2 separate regions of the Homo sapiens genome follow, and region 2 is linked to region 1. Evidence: read pairs that join two places in POLR2A ChIA-PET (ENCODE). Cell type or tissue: PC-9. All regions are shown on one strand. Each heading gives the region's core, and the rest is flanking DNA. Links, peaks and the distances in the headings are about the cores only.

Region 1 (4,395 bases), core at 96-4,095:
AGGCAGAATTTGAATTGGGGCATTGTTATGGGTTCTGCCTCTAATCTCTTCCCACATCTTGTCAATTTTAATACAATACTTTTGTTGCTCAAGAACCTACCATGCCTCCCTATTGCTCACTACATCAAGTCTCAAATAAGGTATTTTGTGGATTGGTAATTTTCAAACATTTTTTGCAGAATAATTCTTTAATAAAATATTGAGCAGAAACCAGATATAGAAGGCAATGAAAAACAATAAAGTGTTTCCTCAAGTGGTTTACATTTTTTATGGTTGGTGGAAAGTATTTCATTTCTAGCACTCCTGATATGCTTCTTTGGAGTCCTGGGGCCCAGGGAAGCTTGGTTTAAAAACCACTGCATTAGATGACTGTAGCCCCTTCCACTTTTGAGCTCTCATAATCATGACCTTCTGCCTGGATTGCAAGGCCTATCTTAGTGTGATGGTTAATTTTAGGTGTCAACTTGGCTGGTTTAGGGGATACTCAGATAGCTGGTAAAGCATTATTTCTGGGTATGTTTGTGAGGGTGTTTCTGGAAGAGACTGGTATTTGTATTAGTAAATTGAATAAGGAAGATTCACCCTCACCCCATATGGGCAGGCACCATCCAGTTGGTTGATGGCTCAGATAGAACAAAAAGGCAGAGGAAGGGTGAATTCGTTCTCTCTTCTGAATTTGGAACACCCATCTTCTCCGGCCCTTGAGCATCAGAACTCCAGGCTCTTTGGCCTTCTGACTCCAGGATGTGCACCAGCGGCCCCACTTTGGATTTATACTGAGCTATGCCACCAGTTTCCCTGGTTCTCCAGCTTGCAGACACCATATCATGGGATTTCTTTACCTCCATCATCACGTTAGCCACTTCTCATAATAAATCCACTCTCAAGTATCTAAATACCTAATATCCTATTGGTTCTGTTACTCTGGAGAAACCTAAATAATAGATGTAGCCAGCACCATTCTTATTTAACCTTATTTAAAATCACTGAACATTCATTTTTAGTTGGCCCATTCTTGTAGATACTCATTGCCTTCCCTGTATATTCATTGCTTTTCCTGTGTTCTTGCTTTTCTCATGATGTACCTTCTATATGGAACATCATTTTTTCTCCTGCTGCTTACTTGAATTCGGTCCTAAATTTGTACAACTTCCATTTCTTCCCAATCATCCCTGATTGTCCCTTTCTCTGAATTTCCATTGAACTGAGGGTCAACACCAAATAGTTGGGTACTGAAGTCTTCCCTAATTATTTTCTATTCAAAAATGTCTTCTTGGAAGGACTGTAAGGTTGTTGAAGACACAGCTGATGTCTTTTTTTCTTTCTTTTTTTTTTGAGATGGAATCTCACTCTGTCGCCCAGGCTGGAGTGCAGTGGTGCCATCTCAGCTCACTGCAACCTCCACCTCCTGGGTTCAAGCAATTCTCATGCCTCAGCCTCCTGAGTAGCTGAGATTACAGGTGTGTGCCACTGTACCTGGCTAATTTTTTTTTGTATTTTCGGTACAGATGGGGTTTCGCCATGTTGGCCAGGCTGGTCTTGAACTCCTGACCTCAAGTGATCCACCTGCCTTGGCCTCCCAAATTGCTGGGATTGTAGGCATGAGCCACCGCGCCTGGCCTAGCTGATGTCTTTTATTTCTTTTGAATCTCATTACAGTGCCTAGTAGAATGTTGGATATGTAGTCATTATTCAGAAGCACTGGAAATGCATGATCAGATACATGCTTTGTTAGTGCTGCTTCAAGCTTCTATGATGAGTTTTCTCATCTGTTATGAAAATAAAGCTCACTTCCCAGAGTTTTGGTTGCAGTACCTACTGTTTCTATCTCTTTGCTGGCAAAATGTATTCCCTCACGGGATAAGTATACCCTTTCCAGTTTGAAGAGTCAAATTCCCAAATAGGCATATTTTTTGGGAAGGTGATATGATTTTGTGTACTTTCACAGGAAGCCATTTAGAAGAAATTCCCCAAACAAGGCAGTCACCACTGTCTTTACCTAACTAATGAGTTTGCCATCTCCCTCTTCCAAGCTCACTGTCCAGAAACTTCCCAAGCAGGCCGTTTCACTGTCATGAAGTCAAGGCACTTTGTGGGGAATCAGGCCCAACATGTGCCTGCTTGTGGAGAAGGGCAGGCCTGATTCTTGCCCACGATGTGTCTTTGGGGCCGAGGTACCCAGATGTGTGAGTGCTTTCCCCACATGTAGAAATGCAATTATTCCCCGCATGAAAGCAGCTGAAGTTCCTCAGGGCAAAGGGGATTCCAGCAGAAACAATGGGCACAGCTCTGCTTGGGAAGTTTCCAGACTAAAAGGAAGCTGCCAGAGCTGTAGGTGTATTGCAAGGTAGACCTCCATGGCAGGGTGAGCTCAGAGAACACACTGGGTCTTTCCTAATGTAGGTCCCTGCTGATAAAACTGTGGAAAGTCTCTGTGTATTGGTCCTTACACCCTCACCTTGGGCTTCAGTCTGACTCTGAAAGTGGGAGGAGCTGGGGCCGCACAAGTTGCCTCTTCTGGGGATGTGGTCCATTAGTTTCTCTTTTTATTTTATTTTATTTTTAAGAGGGTCTCATTCTGTTGCCTAGGCTGGAGTGCAGCGATACCATCATAGCTCACTGCAGCTTCAAACCCCTGGGCTTAAGTGATCCTCTTGCTTCAGCTTTCTAAGTAGCTGGCAATAAAAGCGAGTGCCACCACACCCAGCTGATTTTTTTTTTTTTTTTTTTTTTTTTGGGAGACGGGGGTGTCACTATGTTGCCTGGGCTGGTCTTGAACTCCTGGCCTCAAATAATCCTCCTACCTTGGCCTCCGAAAATGCTGAGATGACAGGTGTGAGCCACTGTGCTCAGCCGAAGAGTTTCTCAAATTTCAGTCTTTGCACAGCTCTATGAGAATCATTAGGACAGCTTCAAAAATACAGATGTCCAGGTCTCAACCCAGGCCTTCTGTGGCATAGGAGCCTGAAGTCTGTATTCTTGACAAGTTTCCTTGATGACTCAGAAGCAAAGCCAGATTTAGGAACCATAGGTCAGTATTAGCATATTAGACCCACTGCTTTGCTCCAGAGTGTATTGGGAGTGGGTGTGGGGGTGGAGTGTACCCAAGAGAGCATATTCCTGCATGTTTTTGTAACTCAGAAGAAGCAGCTGCAGCTTCATGTGGACTAAAATAGAGGCCTACTTTAGCTCTTGAAATATCCTGAACACCTGGAGAAAAATAACCCAGAGCCTCCTTTAGCCTCGGAGTTGCTATTTAGTTGTGGGAGTTGCAGGATCAGCTGGCATGAGTGCTCACAGAGTCACAGATGCTTAGGTCACAAGGCTCCTCACAGCTCCAAAGGGGGCAAAGGATAGCACACTGCTGCCACCCCTTATTCCATGCTCAGGGCAGACATTGCTAATCAACCATGATGCTCATCCCTGTTGAACCCAGAGAGGTTCAGAGTCCTAAGCAATCAGAGCTGGCACAAGGAATGAAACCTTTTACCCTCCTTGCCATTCTTACCAACAATATCCTAGTCTAGTCCTAAAATTTGTTGAGCACTTTGACTTGCAGTTATCCATAGGACACAGTTCAGAAAACCATGGTGAGTCATATTCTCTTCTCTTTGGGAAATCTCAATCATTCCCTTGATATTAATACTATCTATGGGTTGGCAACTCCCAACTTTATGTTTCTGCACCAGAACTCTTCTTGAGCTCCAGACTTACACAGACACTTAGAGGCTAAGAAAGTGTAGAGTCTCAGGTTATCTAAACTTCAATAGATACATACGAAATGTTTTTGACTATGTAGCTCTCTGAGAGGAGGACTGTTTATTTCTCTGTGTATTGCTCACTATGCCTGGCTCAGTGTCTGGTGTACAGCAGGTACTAGGTAGACATGCTCATTGATTTTATATACCATTCCCCTGCTTATCTGTGTAACTGAGTTATTCTTTTCTCACGCCTTCCTATAGTGAGGGCTGCCCCATTCCTCATCCTACCCAGGCTAGATAGGGTGTGGCAGTCTCTGACATTGGTGGCCCCCAATGCACCATACCTCCTAGTATTTATTTCCTTGTATAACCTCCTCCCTTGGAATCTAGTATGGACCTATGATTTGCTTCAACCAGTATAATGTGGTGGAAGTTAGACTGTTCCAGTTCCAGGTCTCATCCTTAAGAAGGCCTGGCAGCTTCCACTCTTGTGTTCTTAGGAGCCCTAGACTATCATGTAAAACGTTCAGCTATCCTGTGAAGAGAAGAGGCCATGTGAAGAAGGAGAGACCCTAAGACTCAATGGAAAAACAGAGGAGCCCAACCTTTCCAGTGTCCCAGCTGAGCCCGCTCCCAGCTAGTTAGCCAGCTGAAAGCAGCCATATGTGTGACCATTGGCAAGACCAGGAGAAGA
Region 2 (4,395 bases), core at 118-4,117, 630 kb before region 1:
GGGTCCAAGATGCATATTTGGGTCCCATCAAATTTAGACACTAACTAGGTGGAGAAAGCCCTCTCTGGTTACATGGGAAATGTGACACAGAAAAGTTTCACATTCTCCTACTTTCCAGCATTCTCACATAACAGTTAAAAGGCTACAAGGAAGAATTAACATTTATTGAGAACCTACTATGTGCCAGGAATTGTACCCAGTAATCTTCAGAACAGCCCTGAGAAGTATGCAATATTATGTCCATTTTATAGATAAGGAAATTGAGACACAGAAAGGTAGAGTAACTCATCCAAGGTCACACAACTAGTAAGCAGCTTCAGAACCCTGAACTGACCCCAAGTTCATGTTCTTAAACAAAATAAGCATCAACAAAGTGTGGTTACAGAAAGTATATCTCTCAGTCTCACCAGATGCCTCAGTGGGTAGTTCCCAAAGTCAGGGGCATTCGATAGAAGAAGGATTTTTCAATTTCAGGGTCAAAGAATATTCTTCTCTGCAATACCCCTTTCAACTGTTGATGGCTTCACTTGGACAGCCTCCTCTCCAAGCAGTCCCCCTGTTGGTGACTCTATCGTGTAAGCCCTAGCTGAAGCCTCTCAATTTCTGTCTCAGTAAATTTGCCTTTTGTAGACATTTCATTTACATAGAATAAGAAAGTGGTCTTCTGGCAGTGGGTGTTCTTAGCTAGTGTGCTGTATAAAGGGTAAAATAGTATGTCCTCAAAACCATATGAAGCGTGTAGGGAGTAATTCACAACCTTATTATTCCCTTATTTAAAAATGGAGCACAGTACCTTGGGTTTGCTAATATTGGTACATATTCCTGAAAATGTCATTTTATTTTCCTTTCCATAAACACAGTTCTTAAAATATGGAAGTTAGAATGTATACTGCCTCATTCTCCAGATGTGAGGTAGTGTTACTCCACATATTCTCTGGTGGTGTGGTAATAGTAGTTTCATAGACTACTTCCTGGTGTGGAGGTGGGCATCTCACCTGAGTCATAGAAGACTTCAGAGATTAGGCAAGCTGATAACTTGAGCCAAAGAGATGAGGTCATTCTTTTTGCCAGTCACTGCAATCTTGCAAAGGGCAGAGCCTGAGACAAGCTCCTTGGACCAGAAACTGGAACCAAGTGAGTGACCCTTAGGCAAAAGAAAGATTGAAACTGTGGTCAGTGGAACTCATTCTGGAACCTGACCCTGTCCTGCCTGTTCCCAGCCTCCTCTACACTTGCCAGAGTGAACTTCTGTCATCATCACAGAGCCTGTAATCTTCTGTATGGCTCAGAGGACCCGCCATGATTTGTCCCTACTTGCTTCTCCAGCCTCCTGTCTCACTTCTCTCCTATCCCTGGGAGCCTATTATCCAACCATGGTAATCTCTTCTGCTCCATTAGAAACTCATCATTTTCGTTTTTACCTCTAGGGCTTTGTGTTTGCAATGCCCTCTGTCCCAGGCCCTCCCACTCAATGTTCCAGTCTTCCTGCACATTGTCAAGTTCCTGCTCATTGTCAAGTTTTAATTTAGATCTCAATTCCTCTGGAAAATTTTCCCTGACTCTCAAGACTGGATTAGGTTTTCCACAGCACCTTGCTTTTACCCCTTTTCTGGAAAGTATCCAACTGTTTTATAATTGCAGAATAACTTGATTGCTCATCACTTCCCCTAAAATGAGAACTCCTTCAGGCAGAGATAGAATCTGTCCAACATCTGACCTCATGAGTTACAACAAGCTACAACTGCCCAATGAAGTTGCTCCCAAATTCCTGATCCACAGAAACTGGGAGATAATAAATGATTATTATTGTCTTGAATTGCTAAATTTTGGAGTAATTTGTTGTGCAATAATAGACAACTAATACACTAACAAAACTAATTAGTTTAAAACAACAACCTGGGCTGGGTGCAGTGGCTCATGCCTGTAATCCCAACACTTTGGGAGACTGAGGCGGGAGGATCACTTGAGCCTAGGAGTTCAAGGTGAGCCTGGGCAACACAGAGAGACCTGGTCTCTACAAAAAAAAATTAAAAATAAATAAAATAGGCCAGGCGTGGTGGCTCACACCTGTAATCCCAGCACTTTGGGAGGCCGAGGTGGGCGGATCACGAGGTCAGGAGATCGAGACCATCCTGGCTAGCACAGTGAAACCTGGTCTCTACTAATACACACACACACACAAAAATTAGCCGGGCATGGTGGCAGGCACCTGTAGTCCCAGCTACTTGGGAGGCTGAGGCAGGAGAATGGCGTGAACCTGGGAGGTGGAGCTTGCAGTGAGCCAAGATCGTGCCACTGCACTCAGCCTGGGCAACAGAGCAAGACTCTGTCTCAAAAAAAAATAATAATAAAATAAATAAATAACATAAAACCACCACCACTTTATTACAGCTCACAGATCCTGTAGGTTAGTAATTGGTGATCTCTCGCTCCTGTGGCTTCAACTGAGATTAACTCAGCTATACTTAGAGGATGGATGGGCCAGCTGGGACAGTCCAAGATGACTTTGTTCACATGTCTGGCACTTTGTGGGTTATAAGGTGGGGTCAGCTAGAATGGTGGACCACAGTACCTATACTCAGCCTCTCCAGCATGGTTGTCTCATAGGAGATAGACTTCTTACATGGCAGCTGGCTTCCTCTAGAGCAAGTATCCCAAAAGAACCATGGGGAAGCTGCATGACTTTTTATAACCTAGCCTCAGAAGTAACACAGAGTCATTTCCATACTCTCTTGCTTACAGTAGTCATAAGACCACCAGATTCAAGGAGAGGGAACAGAGATGCCACCTCTTGAAGAGAGGAGTGTTAAAGAATATGAAACCTTTATTTATTTTGTTGTTGTTTCATTTCGTTTTGTTTTTTTGAGACAGAGTTTTGCTCTTGTTACCCAGGCTGGAGTACAATGGTGCAAATTCAGCTCACTGTACCCTCTGCTTCCAGGTCCAAGCGATTCTCCTGCCTCAACTTCCCAAGTAGCTGGGATTACAGGTGTGCACCACCACACCCAGCTAATTTTGAATTTTTAGTAGAGATGCAGTTTCACCATGTTGGTCAGGCTGGTCTCAAACTCCTGACCTTAGGTGATCCACGCACCTCAGCCTCCCAAAGTGCTGGGATTACAGAGGTGAGTCACCACGCCCAGGTTGAAACTATTTTTTTTTTTTTTTTTGAGATGGAGTCTCGCTGTCGCCCAGGCTGGAGTGTGCAGTGGCACAGTCTCGCCTCACTGCAACCTCCGCCTCTCGGGTTCAAGCGATTCTCCTACCTCAGCCTCCCAAGTAGCTGGGATTTACAGGCATGCACCACCACACCCAGCTAATTTTGTATTTTCAGTAGAGATGGGGTGTCACTATGTTGGTCAGGCTGGTCTCAAACTCCTGACCTCAGGTGATCCACCTGCCTCGGCCTCCCGAAGCGCTGAGATTACAGGCATGAGCCACCGTGCCCAGCCTGAAACCATTTTAAAAAAATTAACTTTGTTAAAGTACAATTTATATACAATAAAATGTACCCATTTTAAATATATAGTTCAATGGGTTTTAACAAATCTATACACCCTTGTAACCACCACCACAATCAAGATACAGAGCATTTCCTTTATTCCGGCAAGTACTCTCCTGCCCCCTTGCAGTCAATCCCACACCCCAGCCCCTGAGCTCAGGGCCATCACTGATCTGCTTCCAGGCTTTTCTAGAATTTCATATGATACAGCATATAGTTTTCACACTTGGCTTCTTCACTTAGCTCAATTCTTTTGAGACCCATCCAGGTTGTTGCATGTATCAATAGTTATTCCCCCCACCCTTTTTTTTTTCATTCCTAAGTGCTGGCAACATTCCTTTTTTTATTAAGTAGTATTACAAGCAGCTATGAACATTCATTTTCATTTGTCTTGAATAAATATCTAAGAGTGGGTTTGCTGGGTCATACAGTATATGTGTTTAACCTTATAAGAGACTGCTAAACTGTTTTCCAAAATGGTTGCACAATTTTGTTTTTCCATCAGGAATATATGAAAGTTCCAGTTACTCCACATCCTTGCCAACACATGGTATTGTCAGTCTTTTAGGGTTAGCCATTCCAGTAGGTGTGTAGTAGTATCTCACTGTGGTTTCAATTTGCATTTGCCTGATAACTAATGATATTGAGCATCTTTTCATGTGCCAATTGGCCATGAATATATCTATTTTTTGGAGCATCTATTCAAATCTTTTGGCATTTGTAATTAGTTGGTTTTTTTCCTATTGAGCTTGAGGAATTATTTATAAATTCTAGATCCCAGTCTTCTGGCAGGTATATGTATTGCAAACGTTTTCTTCCAGACTGTGGCTTGCCTTTTCATCTTCTTAAAACTAAAGAACAGCCTGGGCATGGTGGCTCACACCTATGATCCC

The links. ChIA-PET counts read pairs that join two places held together with the same protein. Peaks named below come from ENCODE experiments on the same cell type or tissue, not always from the same donor. Only the 100,000 strongest peaks of a DNase experiment are listed, where the experiment ranks them.
Region 2: POLR2A ChIA-PET joins it to region 1 with 23 read pairs; 1 of 35 experiments calls an interaction of 5 or more read pairs at or near these places.

What each region holds. Positions count from the first base shown.
Region 1 is chr11:86,478,498-86,482,892 of GRCh38, forward strand. The region is part of intron 7 of ME3 (malic enzyme 3); the gene reads right to left. Among named protein-coding and RNA genes, the nearest start is that of CCDC81, 110 kb to the left of the region's middle. In PC-9, for the core only: no CTCF peak of the experiment used is centred there; no DNase peak of the experiment used is centred there; H3K27ac peaks cover 367 bases.
Region 2 is chr11:85,843,582-85,847,976 of GRCh38, forward strand. It overlaps a transcript of SYTL2 not described here. Among named protein-coding and RNA genes, the nearest start is that of CCDC83, 9.6 kb to the right of the region's middle. In PC-9, for the core only: no CTCF peak of the experiment used is centred there; DNase peaks (open chromatin) are centred at 1,050 and 1,640; H3K4me3 peaks cover 368 bases; H3K27ac peaks cover 2,814 bases.